Linked DNA regions of Mus musculus: region 2 is linked to region 1. Evidence: chromatin contacts called from ENCODE Hi-C or POLR2A ChIA-PET data. All regions are on one chromosome and are shown on one strand. Each heading gives the region's core, a stretch centred on a gene start or an enhancer-like site at or near the end of the contact. The rest is flanking DNA. Distances are from core to core; before and after follow the strand shown.

Region 1 (4,647 bases), core at 1,246-3,745:
GGTGGTGGTGGTGTGTGTATAGCTCAGTTGTACAGGGCTGGGCTTATCCAAGGTTCCAAGTTCAATTTAAGTGTAGTTAAATGTACCATACATTTGGAAACAGGGGTTTGTATTTTAAACTTGGCTTTTATCCATTTTCTGTTGCTATAACAGGATACTGTAGACTAGACTATTCATAAAGAGAAGACTTTTTTGGTTCACCGTTCTGGAGCCTGCAAGGTCCTCAGTTGCTTCTGGGGAGTATCAAGTGCTTGTGAACCTCACACAGAATGCAGAAGACCAAGAGGGCACAGCATCGGTTCAGAGGTCCATCAGCTCAGGACAACCCACCCTGTCCTTCAGAAATGAAGGTTCACACATTGCCTAGAGAATCCATCCAGTCCTGTGAGGATGGATTGCTCACTTTTAATAATCTAACCACCTCAAAGGACCCCATTTCCTAATACCACCACAGTGGGATCGAGTTTTAACATGAGAAGATGGAGGGGTGGCTTCAGTGGTTAAGACCACTGACTGCTTTTTCAGAGGACCTGGGTTTAATTCCCAGCACCACATGGCAGCTCACAACCATCTGAAACTGTGCCAGGGGATCTGATGATGCTCTGGTCTCTACAAACACTGCATGCATGCAACATGATGCATAGACATTCTTACAGACAGAACACCATTACTCTACAAATAAAACAAACTGAACATGAGTTTACACTCACACCGTTGTATAGTTATAATAAAAGAAAATAGGGAGCTGGAGAGATGGCTCAGTGGTTAAGAGCACTGACTGCTCTTCCAGAGGCCCTGAGTTCAATTCCCAGCAACCACATGGTGGCTCACAACCATCTATAATGAGATCTGGCGCCCTCTCCTGGCATGGAGGCATATATGCAGGCAGAACACTGGGTACCTAATAAATACATTTTTAATAAAAAAATTTTTTTTAAAATCTGAAACAACACGATGTGGTACCTGGAGTAGATGAAATAAGACTGGCGATTGGTAATGATGCTAGACGCAGTGTGATGAGCATTGTGGTGGTCAGTGTTGACAGCTGGATACACCATATAATTATCTCAATGAGGGGGTGTCTAGCTGAACCTGGCTTGTGCACATGTCTATGAAGGATGTTCAGGTTAGATGGGAAGCCCTGCCTACTGTGAGCATCACTATTCCCTTGGCAGGGATCCTGAACTGTGTGAGAACAGAGAGACCCAGCTGGGCGCTCCCATGCAGGCCCCGACTCCCCGTTCTCTCTGCTCTTGACTGTAGGCGTAACCAGCTGCTTCAGGCTCCTGCCTTGACTTCCCTGAAGTGATAGACTGCAACCTGGGATTGTGAGCTAAGTAAACCCTTCTCTTAGTAAGGTATTTTTTTTTTTAATCGCATCCACAGGAAATAAAAGTAGATAAACATTGAGAGGTTTATTAAGGCCATCTCCTCTAGTTTTTGTGCATGTTTGAATATTTCCATAATAATAATAAAAAAAGAAAAACAGTTACCTGTCTTATATCTATCCCTAGGACTTTTATGTTCAGGGAATGGATTTAATACATTTAATTAAAGCATGCGAGGTAATAAAATTACTAAGTTGCTGTAACACAAAAGCATTTGTGGTTTAAACATTGAATCTTCAATGCCGTTGCTCAACGATGCAAATAATGTGGACTTTTGATTCTCACTCCAAACTTGAAAAGGAGACTCTTGTCATGAGCCTGTTCCTGACTCTCCACCAGGCATGGAGTTAGCCTGATCCCTGATCCCCGATCCCCGGCTTTTGCTGCATTTCCGGTAACTATTTCCTTTTCTTTTCCAATAATGTTTTTTATAATGTGAAAACATTGCATAACGCTTAGAAATGCATTCAGTCTCGTTGACTCCTAGATTTCATTATTTTTCTGTGGGGCTGACGGGGCATACTGAATTCATCCTGTTAAATACAGGAACTAATAGGGGTTCTGAGAGGTTAATTGGATTTAGTTAGTTAATTCTTTCTTGTAACTGTGTCTCCTTACAGACATACAGCGTGCACTGAGCTGATGACATATCTGATGTGGTTCAAGGCTCCCGAGAGAGCTAAAAGGTACCTGAGTCTGAGGAGCCCTCAATGGGGAATAGCAAGCCAGACAGCTTGCTAATGGACAGACAGAATGAGACACCTGGCTGGCCCTTCAAATGGGCAGAAGTTTCTTACCTTCCCATACTTAATGCCAGGATTAGAATCCAGGCCCAGAGACCAGCCCACCTCTGTCCAATGGGACCCAATCTCTCGGCAGCAATTCTGGCTCTCGGTTTTTAATCTTAGATTCCAGTTTTCTTTGTTCCTTAATTTTCCCTGTGGGATGTTTTTTTTTTTTTTCCCATAGAGCTTTGTGTGGTTCTGTTATGGAGCATAGAAGGAGGGCTGATTTCTCTGTTGGGAGGTGAGGGGAGCACTCTGTCACTCTGATGGAATGGATTGGAAGTGGGTGGATGCTGGCCAACCTGTGTCCTGCTAAGATGCAGCCTAGGGGAATGTCCGTCCCTCACCCCCAGCTGCCTTCGCTCTGCTGGCTGCTGGTCACGTGTCCCTGTTTACCTGCACAGGCAGTCATTATTCACCCCTTCCCACGTACCCCCACACTTGCACACAAAGCCAGAGAGTGGCTTACATTTTCTTTTCTTTCTTTCTTTTATTTTTTTTTATTTTTATTTTTTTTTTTTAAAAGAACCTTCCCCAAACCCATTCTAAAATGTCAAGTGTTTCAGTTTGAGGAAAAAAAAAGCTGAAAAAACCGTGACTCATGACAAGGCTGACAAACAGCTCTGAGGGTATGCTGGTGAGTCACTCTGAGACTGTAGCGGCGAGGGCCAGCGGTGGGGAGATTGTCAGGAGACCAGCCAGTAAAATTCCACAACTCTCCCGAGCAGAGTAGGAGGTAATTCAAAAACCCTGGGATTTTTCCAGCTCTCATTTCATGTAGGACTCAGGCTGCTCTTAGATATGTTGATCTCCTCAGGAAATCATCAAGAATGATTACCAAAAATATAAAACAAAAAAAAAAACCAAAAAACAAAAAAAACCCCAAAACCCACCCCCACGTTATTATCTTTCTGTGCCCAGTGCCATGTTGAACCAGCCCTGTTTGCCACTGCGCACTAGCGAGGCTGCTGGGTTGTCTGGAAGGGTCTTGGGTTGCTAGGCAACAGCACTGGCAGCATCCATCATGCCCAGTAATATCAGTGTGGCCAGCAGAGCACATTGGTCCCCCACCCCCACCCTCTCCCCCAGCCTCCCCACCCCTTGTGAAAATGTTAATTTGCATCTTGGGGACAGGAGCTGTGCCAGGTGATCTTGTGTATAAAATAATTCAGTGCAGGGTACAAAGTGCAAATACTGTTTCTAGTCGCAAGACAGAATGTGTGACGTCGTCGTCGTCGCAGATACAGACCTGTTTGTGAACGTACTTTATATTAGCCGTGTGTGTAGGTGTGATGTAAAAGCCATTGTGTCAAATGCATCCTCATGTCTTCTGCCGTTCAATCATTTTTCCTGTCTGCCCACACACATCTTATTTACGCCTTGCTCTCTCTCTCTCTCTCTCTCTCTCTCTCTCTCTCTCTCCTCCCTCTGTCCCTTCCCCCTTTCTCTTTGTGCTGTGGTCTCCTGGTGATGGAGTTATTGTTTGTATGTCGGGATGTGTAGACAGGAGGAAGTGTATTTCTAGAGGTGAGAGGGCCCCATGGTTATGGTTGGAGGCCTCTCTTTACAAGGCTTTTCAATGTGGCAATTGTGTTCCAGAAATGCTTCTTTTGGGGGTGGGTCTCCATCAGGCCAAGGTCTGTCTGTGCCTTTTATTTACTGTCAATAGGCAGCAGTCACAGGGAACTGGTAAAGGGCCAGAGGGAGCAATGTGGCAGGTGGGAAGGAGACCCAAATCTTTTCTCCTTCCCAGTCCACGCTGGCATTTCTACAAGTTACTGCATTCTGTGACTTTCCTGGGAAGACACAAACAAATGTCTATTCACCGCCGCAGATAGGGCACTGGCCCACTAAAGTCCAGCGTGGCGAACCAGTGGGTTTATTAGGCTTCTTTGTAGGGGCATGGGAGCTCAAAGACAGCTGCAGCTCCTGGGTGGGTGAAGTCTCCTCTTCTCAGGTGTGTCAAGGTGTCAGCGAAGATCAGCCATCATGGGTATTTAAGTTCTCAGCTAGCCCAGGAGGTCTAAGCCTTCATTTCCCCCAGAGGAGAAGCAGGGCATCTTCCATACTGGTACGCAGAGTCTACACGAGTGGTCCTGGGAAGAGGGCTGGGTTACAAGCTTTTCTTCAGACTCCTGGCCCTGTGGCCTTTCTTGCTGGTTCATTATGAGATCTGTTGTCCTCCCTCCCCACCTTCTCTCCCTCCCTCCATCCATCTCTTTCTTTGTTGTAAGGAAAGGTTTTTGTTTCAATTCAATTTTGGCTTACAGTTCCACAGGCACAGAATTCATCATGGTGGAAGGCATGGGAACCTGGAAGCAGAGGGTACATTTCATTTCTACAAAGGAAGCAGAGAAGTGGGGGAGGGGAGGAACTTGCCTTCCTTAAGATTATCTCTTGATACTTCGTTCTTCAGTGGACTGAGGTCTCTCCTGGAGTAGCCGATAAGGTTGGCAGAAGCTTTGGGTAGGACT
Region 2 (4,647 bases), core at 1,051-3,550, 180 kb after region 1:
TGCAGACATCCGGACCTCCCTCTAGACATCTCCCATATTCTCCTGCCTCAGCACTTTCTCCTGATCATTCCTCATGTGAACTGAAGTTCCTTGAAGATTATACTGAAGATCATGCAGAGTGGTGGGCTGACTAAGCGCGTTGATAACGCTAGGGTGTTAGAATGTTGCAGCTCCAGAGTCAATATTCTCCTGGGCCTTAGTGCCCTTGCTCCACACCTGTTACTCATCTCTACAATTCCTGTCATCAGGAATTGTGGGAAATCCCACCAGTGTCACCAGGGGTTACTCATCTCTACATCCTTCCTGTCATCAGGAATTGTGGGAAATCCCACCAGTGTCACCAGGGAAGTTGCGATTCCCTCTTAGGGTTATCTTGTTCATAAAAGTATTTAGTAATGAACGGAAGCATGAGAACAATTTTGTTTAAGAGAAAACTCCCAGGACAGCAAGCTGTAAAGCCCAGTGGCTGCCTGGAAGAGGAAGACGGGGAAGGGAAATAGAAAACACCATGTGCAATCCAGACACTATTGCATATGCCAGCAAGGTTTTGATGAAGGGACCCTGGTATAGCTGTCTTGTATGAGGCTATGCCAGTGCCTGGCAAATACAGAAGTGGATGCTCACAGTCATCTATAGGATGGAACACAGGGCCCCCAGTGGAGAAGCTAGAGAAAGTACCCAAGGAGCTGAAGGGGTGTGCAACTCTATAGGTGGAACAACAATATGAACTAACCAGTACCCCCAGAGCTTGTGTCTCTAGCTGCATATGTAGCAGAAGATGGCTTAGGCGGCCATCACTGTGAAGAGAGGCCCCTTTTTATTGCAAACTTTATATGCCCCAGTACAGGGGAATGCCAGGGCCAAGAAGCAGGAGTGGGTGGGTAGGAAAGCAGGGCAGGGGAAGGGTATAGGGAACTTTTGGGATAGCATTTGAAATTTGAAATGTATATAAAGAAAATATCTAATTAAAAAGGAAAAGAAAAGAAAAGAAAAGAAAAGAAAAGACCATGTGCTTGAGTGATAGCTGACATGGAGGTCATGGGCAAGCAGCCACATGACAGCATGGGTGTCGTTAGAGAAAAGGCAAAACCAGAGGAAGAGAAAAGGAAAAGTCACACTTGGTCCAAGTTACTCAGAAAGGGACCGGTGCGTGAAGCTGTGTGGTTGTGGCCCTGAAAGCACATGCTCATGGAGCCTGGAGTCTGGGAAGGAAAACTGTATTACCTCCTTGGCATGGCTGAGGTGGATCTGCCTTTCTGGGATGGGAATCACATTCCTGAGAGATGCTCCCCCTCCCAGGCAGAGGTGCTCCCCCTCCCAGGGAGAGGTGCTCCCCCTCCCAGGGAGAGGTGCTCCCCCTCCCAGGTTACTCACTTGCCCGGCTGAAATGTGAGGTTACCACCCAGGCCAGAGATCCCATTCCCTTGACCAGAAAGGAATGGTTTTCTCTCAGTGGGCTTCTACTGTGAGTGGGACATTTTAACTATCGTCTTGACTTTGGAATGTGAAACATCACTACTTTCTAAGGGCCCCGGAGCTAAGCATAGCATCTGTGGCATCTGTGACCTATGACAGAGATTTCTCGGCTTTCCGGTTGGCCACCTACCTGATGCCCCCACCGGAGGGAGCATTTGAGGATGCTTTGGTCCCTGACCATCTTTTATTTTGTGATTATAAGAGTTAATGTAGCCGTGTCATAAGGGAACATGCCACTCCTGACAACCTGAATCTTTATTCCCAAGCCATGGCGCGACTCTCGTATAACAAACCGTCTCATGTTCCCTTTGGAGTGAGATCTGTTTTGTACCTAGACAGTGGACAACACTTCGAGTCTGGAGCAGCGGGAAGGAGACCCTAGAGTCTTAAAATTTGGAGTCAGCATTTCAATTAGACAGGCTTTATAGATAGACCAGTGGGGTTTCAGTGCTGAATAGCTGGTGTTTAAAATAGATTTTCCTTTCTTTCCAGAGTGTGGACAAGGGCCAGTAAGTGGCAAAAAATAACCACATGCATGCATTTCTTGGACTCTCTGTTCTTACCCCTAAGGGTTTTCTTGTGTCAGAACCAACAATTCCTTGGATGGAAACGCTGGATAGGCTGGTCGATATTTTAGGGTTTAGGGAACTGCGGATTCTTGGCCCATTTCTGCTGTTTTTCTAGTGTAGTAGGCAAGTGGTAGGTCCAACAGCCAGAAAGCCCATCCATGCCGCCAGCTCTGGATTCTTTGTGAGCGAGCGAATGAGCCACGGTGGGTGGCTGGCTGGCTGGCTTGCATACCTCTCTCTGTCTTATGAGATAATGTGGTGACCACAGCCATGGTGTCTAACTGTGGTCTTCTGGAAAGCAACAGGCCCTTCTGGGCTTGCTGGCCAGTGTAGGAAGGGCTGGGCAACATCTGTTTGTTGCTTGCCAGCCCAGCCCACCAAGGGGTATGCTGTAGCAGTTGCTGGTGGAGGAGGAACAATTATCCTATTGTCAGACTTTTTTCTTCCACTTTCCTGTGGCTTTGTTGCACAGTTGGAGATTCTGAGAAGCCTCTGCTCACAGCGGCAGCGATGCTTTGCCTGTGTACTTGTGTGGCTTCTCGAGTTGGAAAATTCCATCCTTTAACGCTGGGATTATATGTCTCCATCCCTGAATCAGAGAGCACTTCATTTGCTGCAAGCCTGAGAAATAGCCCAAGAGAGGGATAGAAGATAGCGTTCCCTCATATAAAGAGAGGATTGAATGGAGCCAGTGAACCACGGAGCCACCAGGTCACAGGCCCTCTGGGAGGCAGGAAAACCTTCCTGGGTTTCCTGTCTGCAGGAGAAAAAAAAATCACCTCTTCAAACTCAAGTATCTCAGACTGGCTGTGTAGTTGCTTGAGTTGGGCGAACAGAGCATTTGAGGGCTTAATGTGCTTTCTGGACTTTTGTGTATTTCTGAATTTTTCAGCGAGTGAGAGTTTTTAGAGAGTATTTGAATAGCATTCTTCTCCTTCAGCATTTCCAGGCGCTCTGGGCCGGTGTAAGACAGGGATGGCTGTTCGACTGAGCATGCTCAGACTTGGTAGTGGTTCATCTGTGAGCTGAGCTGACTCTAACCATCACTCTGCTCCCAGCGGCCTTTATTCTTAGCTCTGTGCCCTTCGGTCCCTGTCCAGAGTGGATCCTTTATGAAGCACTGGGAACATGAGCGCCATGGTGGAATTCATCCTCACCGTTCGGTAAATGGCCTCTTGGCCGTCTGCACTGTCTCTGAGGATGGCCTTTATCACATCAAAGTCTGTCCCTCGAGGGAAATGACCTTGGACATCAGAAACCCAGTGTTTGAGAAAGGATAGCAATAATTATGCTTAATTTTGGCTTTTCATTTATAGCGAACAAATGGATACAAATAGCAGTTGATATTTTAAGCCCAGTATATCAGAATTTTAGACATGAGGTCATGAGAGCAGTCTTTGATGCCCCAGCCTCTAGTTAATTTCAACCTAAATTTTAATCTGAGCATCAAAGCACTGTGATAAAGATAGGTTTTCCTGACTTCCTTCTTCTATCTGGTGGACTTGACATGGTTGTCATGAAATTTGTTTGTGTACTGTTTCCTAGGTGCTAAAGAAGTAGAACTTTCTAGAAATGAGGCACGTGGGCATGCTGCAAGGCTTAAGGATTTCAGAAACAAGCCCCCCTGGTGCTTGATTTTAAACATGGATTCAAGGGTTCTAATGTACATGAAGTTTTTATAATAGACACTGATAACATGGAAAAAGGATTGTTTTTCATAATGTATCATATGGGAGCAAGTCTTCTATGTGACTCTCTGACCTCTGGGTCTGCCTTAGATGTCTGCCATGGCTGGCAAGACTAGCTTTATGCAGTTGGCACCAGATGGTCCCCTGTTTCATCTCTGCCACAGGCCTCTCTTTCTCCCCGAGGCTTCTCTGAGACAATGGCCTGGCATTCAAGTGCATGCAACCCTGAAATGTAAGGGGATAAACATCCCCCTGCACACACACACACACGCACACGCACACACACACACGCGCGCGCACACGTGCACACACATGCGCGCGCTGTAAGGGGATAAACATCCCCCTGCACACACACACACACACACGCACACGCGCACACACACACACACACACACACACACGTGCACGCACACACACGCGCGCACACACACACACACACGCACACACGCACACACGTGCACGCACACACACACACACACACACGGACGAAAGCTTAAGGCCAGAGGGTCCTTTTTCTTGTCCCGAGGCAGGAGGTTCAAGAGAGAGGAGCAGGCTCTCTGCTTCCTAGATGAGAGAGGTCCCTCCCAGCTCTTCTTCCTTCCCCGCTTCACTCCATGTGGTACCAGAGTCCTGTTTCCTAGGACCACCCACCCCAAATCTCCTCCTTCCATGCAAGGCCTCACCAGGCTTGCCAGGTGGAACCCCAGCTGAGGCCTGAGTGCAGCAGTGGCCCTTGGGTGATTGCCTTCTCTGTGAATCAGATTCAAAACTACATTTGAAAAATGCTGAAATGGGTAATCATAGATTAGGCTCCTTTGTACCCGCTCACCCAGGCACCTTAGCCCCATTCCATGTCATCTCTGTGGCCAAGAATGGCCATATGACCAAAGGCCTTGCTTGTGGCCAGGGACGGT

What was found. A loop is a pair of places that touch in the nucleus more often than their neighbours do. ChIA-PET counts read pairs that join two places held with the same protein, here RNA polymerase II (POLR2A).
Region 2: a map of mouse embryonic stem cell shows a loop between it and region 1 (2.4-fold over the local background). The contact joins two enhancer-like sites. A Hi-C loop is called at or near these places in 1 of 37 maps with a recorded cell type or tissue (mouse embryonic stem cell). POLR2A ChIA-PET finds 5 or more read pairs at or near these places in 1 of 5 experiments (Patski).

The regions. Positions count from the first base shown.
Region 1 is chr16:91,959,878-91,964,524 of GRCm38, forward strand. D430001F17Rik (a long non-coding RNA gene) reads left to right here. Exons shown (of 4, transcript XR_876250.1): 2 at 1,264-1,358; 3 at 1,689-1,782; 4 at 2,009-4,647. Among named protein-coding and RNA genes, the nearest start is that of D430001F17Rik, 8.2 kb to the left of the region's middle. Within about 2 kb of position 2,496, at least 1 of the 3 ENCODE cell types and tissues checked has a DNase peak (open chromatin) inside an H3K27ac peak, as active enhancers do.
Region 2 is chr16:92,137,321-92,141,967 of GRCm38, forward strand. All of the region lies in intron 1 of Gm41496 (a long non-coding RNA gene), which reads left to right. Among named protein-coding and RNA genes, the nearest start is that of Gm41495, 13 kb to the right of the region's middle. Within about 2 kb of position 2,301, at least 1 of the 3 ENCODE cell types and tissues checked has a DNase peak (open chromatin) inside an H3K27ac peak, as active enhancers do.